Regions from separate parts of the Mus musculus genome. Here region 2 is linked to region 1. The links are chromatin loops, found by intact Hi-C in ENCODE. Cell type or tissue: heart. All regions are shown on one strand. Links, peaks and the distances in the headings refer to the core of each region. The heading gives the core; the rest is flanking DNA. Region 1 holds the start of Ppp4r3a (protein phosphatase 4 regulatory subunit 3A). Region 2 holds the start of Trip11 (thyroid hormone receptor interactor 11).

Region 1 (2,903 bases), core at 148-2,647:
CTCCGACCTTTCTGCACTGGAAAGGCAGCACGGCGCAACGTGCTCCGCTCTGCTCGAAATCCCAACGCCACAAGGTTTTCGGGTTAAGGATGGACACCCCGAATGCTCTCCACCGAGCTCCACCGGACTTGGGTACCCCGTGGCGTTCCCGTCCGCACTCCCGCCGTCCCAGTCCGAGCGCCACTGCTCTGAGAGGGGCCAGTGAGGGTCACTTACCGTCGCTCTCCGCCCTGACGAGCAGGGACATGCCCTTCAGCCTCTCCACGTAGCCGGAGGACACATGGCCAGTACCCCGGTCGTCCCACTGCCGGTCCTCGTTGAGCGTGTAGACCTTCACCCGCCGTCGGGTGTCGGTCATCGTGCCGGCCGGGGGCCCCGCCCGAGTGGCCCAGGGACAGTGTCCAGAAAAGGCGGGCGGCCGCAAACGGGGAACTCCGGGACCTCAGTGCCACCGCTGGCCGCCGCGGAGCTGCGCCGCCGCTCGCATGGCCCGCTCCCGGGTCCGAGCCCCGGGCCGCCGCCTTCTCTCGTCTCCTTCTCCCCGGCGCTATTGTCCAGGCCGAGCGAGCGCGGCCGCCCAGCAGCCCCGACAGGGAACGCGCAGCACTACGCAGCCTACCGGCCCGCCGTTCCAACGAGGTGCGGCTCGGTTCACAGACCCGCTCCGGCCTCCACCATGACCTCCGCAGAGCCGCTTTCCCGCGCCGCCGCCTCCTCAGGCCGCCGCCGCCATGTTTTCCTCCCTTGTACCTGGCCCAGCCGCTGCAGCAGGAAGCCCCGCTCCGCTCCTCCCGCTTAAAGCATCCGAAGCCGGTGAGGTAGCACTTCCCGGGAGACTCCGAACGCCTCTGGCCACCCGAGAACCCCTGGCTCTTCTTAGAAGCCGCCTTCCCTACTCCGCCGCCTCTTCCGTCTTCCTCACAGAGCCAAAGCCGCCGCCATCTTGGCTCGCCCCTCAAAAGCGGCGCGCGGGGCCACCTAGGCAGTAGCGGCAGGGGCGGCCCGCAAGCCCCACCACTTAAAGCGACAAGACGGGAGCCGGCAGCTTCGCTCCGGCCGAGGCCTTGCACCGAGGCGGGCGCGGAGCTGCGGGGGTGGCGGGAGCGGAGGAGGCGGGACGCGAGTCGCGCCGGTGACGGACCGGGACTCCCTCGCGCTGCCCTGCGCGTACTGTCGTGCAAGCGCGGGCTGCGTGTGCGTCCGTCGCACTTTGAATTCGTCATCACCTCGGCTCCGGGCGGGGAAGGGGTGTGGAGTCTGTTGGCGGCTTCTGGAGCCAGACTGGACTCTGATCCCGGAGCTCGTCCTTTCCCGTGCGAGCCTTCTCCGGACGCTTTAGGGAGGACCTTTGCAGTCGGCCCTGGGGGCGCGGGCTGCTGGCGTCCTCCTCGTCCTCCCCCCGCCCTCCTCCTCCTCCTCCTCTTCTTCCCTTGGCCTGAAATAGAGAAGTTTCTGAGAGAGGACCGTTTGGACCGCGAGGTTGGCGGGATGCAGTGAGGCACGCAATGGCCGGGCAAGTCTAAAACCCTCGACGCGGTGTTCACGCGTGGCACTGCTCCCCGGGATCATTCTGAGCACTCACCTCACAATAATCAGCGGTTATCTCCCTTTCTCTGTCGGTTATCAAAGCTGATCGTCTGTAGCCCTAGGCTGGTTTGTTTGTTTTTTTAAACAAAATAACAAAACACATCTTGAAGGGCTTGCAAAGATAAATGCCGTACTGTATGAATAAGATGAAATTCTTTGTTTTTTTGTTTTTTTTGAAACACAGCCTCACAATGTTGCTCTGACTGGCTGAAGCAACGTATGCGAGAAGCTGGGATCTTTCTTAACCCACACCAGAGACAAGTGCTCGCAAAGACATACCTGAAATCATTCACCAACAAAACTCGGAAGCATGTAAAAACAAAGCAGTTGCTGTTTCTAAATACCAGAATGCAATCCTTTCAAGCATCTAGATGGAGCCCATGAGCTCCAAGCAGAGCAGGTTAGCAGTATGGCCCTCTATGCTGATTATTTTATAGCAATGCTTCTAACCTTCCTAAAATGCTCTGACTCTTTTATAACACAGTTTCTCTTGTTGTGGTGACCCCTCCCTCACTATAAAATCATTTTGTTGCTACTTCGTAACTGTAATATGCAGGATATCTGCTGTGTCCCGTGTTTGACCGCCAAGGGATCGAGACCCACATGTTGAGAACCACCTTTTTAAAGGCCCTTGGAGACTGACTAGCAGAGCTTACACAGTGAATAGTTTCTTATCTGCCTTGACTCTTTACCCATCAAAGAAGAAACTGTTGCTTTCATCCCTCTGAAACTGTTTTGCTGGAGTACAGAACCCAATAGAACACACCTAGCCAGTCTCAGTATTTTGTCTCCTGGCTTATTCTGATGATGGAAATCATTTACAAACTATTTTGTGTCTTCCAGAGCTTTCCTAAATTGCTATGATCCGGGTCTTCCTCTCCTCTATAAAGTGTCCTTTAGAGACTTTGAATCAGGGTACACCAGGATTTGTACTTCTCAGAATTTCAGAATTGCCAGCTTGTGTTTGGGAACAAGTACTGTGAGGAAATAATTTATTTGGCGTATACTTCTAGGTCACAGTCCATTGCTGAGGGAAATCAGGGCAGGAACTCAAAGCAGGAGCCTGAAGCAGAAACCATGGAGGAATGTTGCCTGTTGGCTTGCTCCCCTCATACTTAGTTTTTTTTTATAAAGTCCAGGACAACCTTACTCAGGGAATATTGCCACCTGCCATGGGCTGGGTGCTCCTACGTCAACTAACAAGCCCCCCCCCCCCCAGACATCCCCAATATCCCCACAGGGCAGTGACCTTAGCAGCTCCTCAACCAAATGTTTTCTCTCAGATGACACCAGGCTGTGTCAATTTGACAAAGCAA
Region 2 (2,903 bases), core at 235-2,734, 830 kb after region 1:
ACTGTCCTAGCGTGGTGGTACTCACTTGTAATGCCGGCACTGAGAGGCAGGGGCAGGAAGACTGGCAGCTCCAGGACACCCTAATCTACACTGCAAACCTTGACTAAAACTTTAAAAGTATATATTATTATTATTGTATTATGATATGGATGTGTGTCTGTGCACAATTTGGGTGCCTACTGCCTGCTGAGGCCTAAAGGTGACACCCGAGTCTCTGAAAACAGAATGAAGTTGTGAGCTAGCTACCTGCCACTGGGTGCTGGGAATAGAACCTGGGTTCTCTGAGAGGGCAGCCAGTGCTCTTAGAGGCTGGATCTCCTCACTTCCTTGCTTAACAAATGTCAAGAAATCGGAAGAGTAATTAACCTAACCACTGATTACAATCGAATTCTAGGTCACTATTCATTAGGACGGCAAGATGATGACTTCAAAAATAAGGGAAGGAGCCTGGCCAGGTGAATGGGTGAGTAAAGGTGTTTGTCGTTCAAGCAAAGTAAAAGGAATTCCATCCTCAAATTCCACCTAAAGGGGAAAAGAGAACTCCACAATGTTGTCTACTGGCCTCCACACACGGGCGATGAGGTAGACACTCATGCATATGTGCATCATTTACACACACACACACACACACAGAGAGACAGACAGACAGACAGACAGAGACACCACAATATTTTTCAAGTTTTAAAGTGAGTAAAGGTAGGTAAGATTCTCAAAAGATAAAGTTCTCCAAAAGTATGGGAGAATGTGCCATCCTACACAAAACTACGTTTTCAGCTGCAAAGTGTCTTCAAGATGAGCAAAATTAGAAAACAATTGAATAGAAAAACAGCCCTATTCCCCTAACAACGTGCTAAAGCCAGATCAAGTGTTTAATCTTGAGTAATTAATGTTACAAAGTATTTGGGGGGAAGGAGGGCAATTGCCATACTTTAGTTGTCATACTAAAGGAATAGGATCAAAGTGAGATCAGCCCCCAAACTATGGGCGAAGTAAGTAATAGGCATGGGCCACCCAAATAACCCTATTCGGCATAGAAACAGCAGGTCCACTTCGCTGAGCTATCCAGCGTATTCAATGAGGGGAGAGGTCCAGAATTCTCCACCGTGGTCCTGAAGGCTGGAAAAGCGGCTACGGAGGTAAAGGGAGGAGAGCAGAGAAAAAAGCGTGGAGTGACTCCTTCGGGACCCGTCCGCGTCTGCCGACCGACCGGACCCGGAACCAAGTGGATCCCAACCGAGCCCCACCGCCCTCGCTCCAGCTGTTACCTGGCACATCCTCCGTGCCCTCCAACAGCATATCCTTCGTGAAGTTCGAAATCTGGCCAGTGAGGGAAGCCAGGCTGCCCCCTACTTGACCGAGAGACTGGCCCAAGCCGGAGCCGAGGCCCCCGAGCCAGGACGACATCGCTGCGGGTGGACACGTCCTCTCCAAATGTCCCTGGACGCCGAAGCTGGTGCGGATCCAGACGCTGAGGACTCGCAGGACACGGCACTCCCACCAACGGCCGCGTCAGAAAGCCGAGGCCCGGCCTGACGCTTCACCAAGGGTTCGCCGTTGTGGACACCGTGGGCCCCGCGAGGCCTCTGCTCATTCCCACGGCTTCCCGCCGTGCGGCTGCACTACTTCTTTCTCAGCTTTACTGACTTTCCTCAGTTTCGTGGGCCAGTCCTGCCAACTCAACGCCGGCCGCCATGACACTGCCGGGAAAGCGGCAGTGACCATAGAGAAGCTTCGCGATAGCGTAGAAGGGCCGCTGCCAGAGGCGTCCCGGGCGCGAAGGACCGTGGGATCGCGGAGGACCAAGTAAATGGGCCAGCCAGATCCGTGACTTCCGCGTAACCTGCGGAACTTTAGGTGGAGACCGAAAAGGCAGTGGCGGCGGCGGTGGCTCTTCCCACCTGCGCAGCTGCTTTTGTTTGTAAGAGGAAGTAACCCTTGACAGTGCCTTCTGATCCTGTCTACAAGAGCTATTGCATCGCTAGGATTCGATAGGGTCGTCCCACCCCACAGGGAAGCAACCTCAATCCATCTGCATTACTCTATTATCCAGCGTCTGCGGATATAAGAGCATCCGTGCCAGAGGGTTGGAAACGAGGCTACAAAGCTGAAAAAGCGGGTTGCAATTCAAATGTCCAGGCAGAAAACCCTTGTTTTGGTGTTTGTTTTCAGTTACCATGCACTTAAAGGATTGTGGGATCCCATGACCGCCTCTCAAATGATCCCTCTCTGAATAATTTTCACCAGATATCTATTTGAATTTAGGGGTTGCCTCCGAGGGTTTTTCAGCTTCCGTGTCCCAGAACAAGGAATTGGACAGAGACACGTGGCTAGTAGTAAGGAAGACAAGAAAATGAAGAAAAGACACACACCCAAGAGAAGCAGCAGGCCAGAACACTGTCATTGGGGGTGGGGTTGACGAGCTACACTTTCAGCTTGAATGATGGAGAATTTTTGGTGCTGAAGATCAAATCCAGAGACTTGTACAGGCATTGAGGCTTTTCGGCTTAGCCACATCCTCAGCCCTTGTTTGAGATAGGCTCTCCTATAATCCAGGTTGGTTTTGAACTGATGACCCTTCTGCTTCTACCTCATGAGTACTGGATTACAAGAATGTACCATCATGCCCAATACAGTGTTTTTAAGTGTAGTATATATAGTCGTCAAATGATTTAACATGTCTACTGTTAATTCTGGGCACTAGGGAATGTTAGGGAGAAAGTAAAACAGGGTAAGGTAAGGAGAGTATGGGCATGCCACAGTAGGTTGAGCCCTGGGGATGTAGAAAATGGCTGAGGACTCCACAATAAGATAATCTTGCATAGAGACTTGAAATGAGCAAGTGAGAGATACAGCTATGGGGGGGGGGCGCTCCCATATAGCTTATCTAGACAATAAGACATAAC

The links. Peaks named below come from ENCODE experiments on the same cell type or tissue, not always from the same donor. Only the 100,000 strongest peaks of a DNase experiment are listed, where the experiment ranks them.
Region 2: a loop joins it to region 1, with 3 times the contacts of the local background. A loop is called at or near these places in 1 of 42 quality-filtered maps.

The regions. Positions count from the first base shown.
Region 1 is chr12:101,082,513-101,085,415 of GRCm38, forward strand. It overlaps Ppp4r3a (protein phosphatase 4 regulatory subunit 3A), which reads right to left and starts at 1,190. Exons shown (of 15, transcript NM_211355.2): 1 at 217-1,190. The coding sequence starts at 358. It overlaps D130020L05Rik (RIKEN cDNA D130020L05 gene), which reads left to right. Exons shown (of 2, transcript NR_038050.1): 1 at 1-1,987. In heart, for the core only: no CTCF peak of the experiment used is centred there; DNase peaks (open chromatin) are centred at 399 and 1,199; H3K4me3 peaks cover 2,120 bases; H3K27ac peaks cover 1,927 bases.
Region 2 is chr12:101,911,425-101,914,327 of GRCm38, forward strand. Trip11 (thyroid hormone receptor interactor 11) reads right to left here and starts at 1,747. Exons shown (of 21, transcript NM_028446.1): 1 at 1,266-1,747. The coding sequence starts at 1,404. Gm20036 (predicted gene, 20036) reads left to right here and starts at 1,243. Exons shown (of 2, transcript NR_152255.1): 1 at 1,243-2,553. In heart, for the core only: no CTCF peak of the experiment used is centred there; DNase peaks (open chromatin) are centred at 1,437 and 1,767; H3K4me3 peaks cover 2,206 bases; H3K27ac peaks cover 1,476 bases.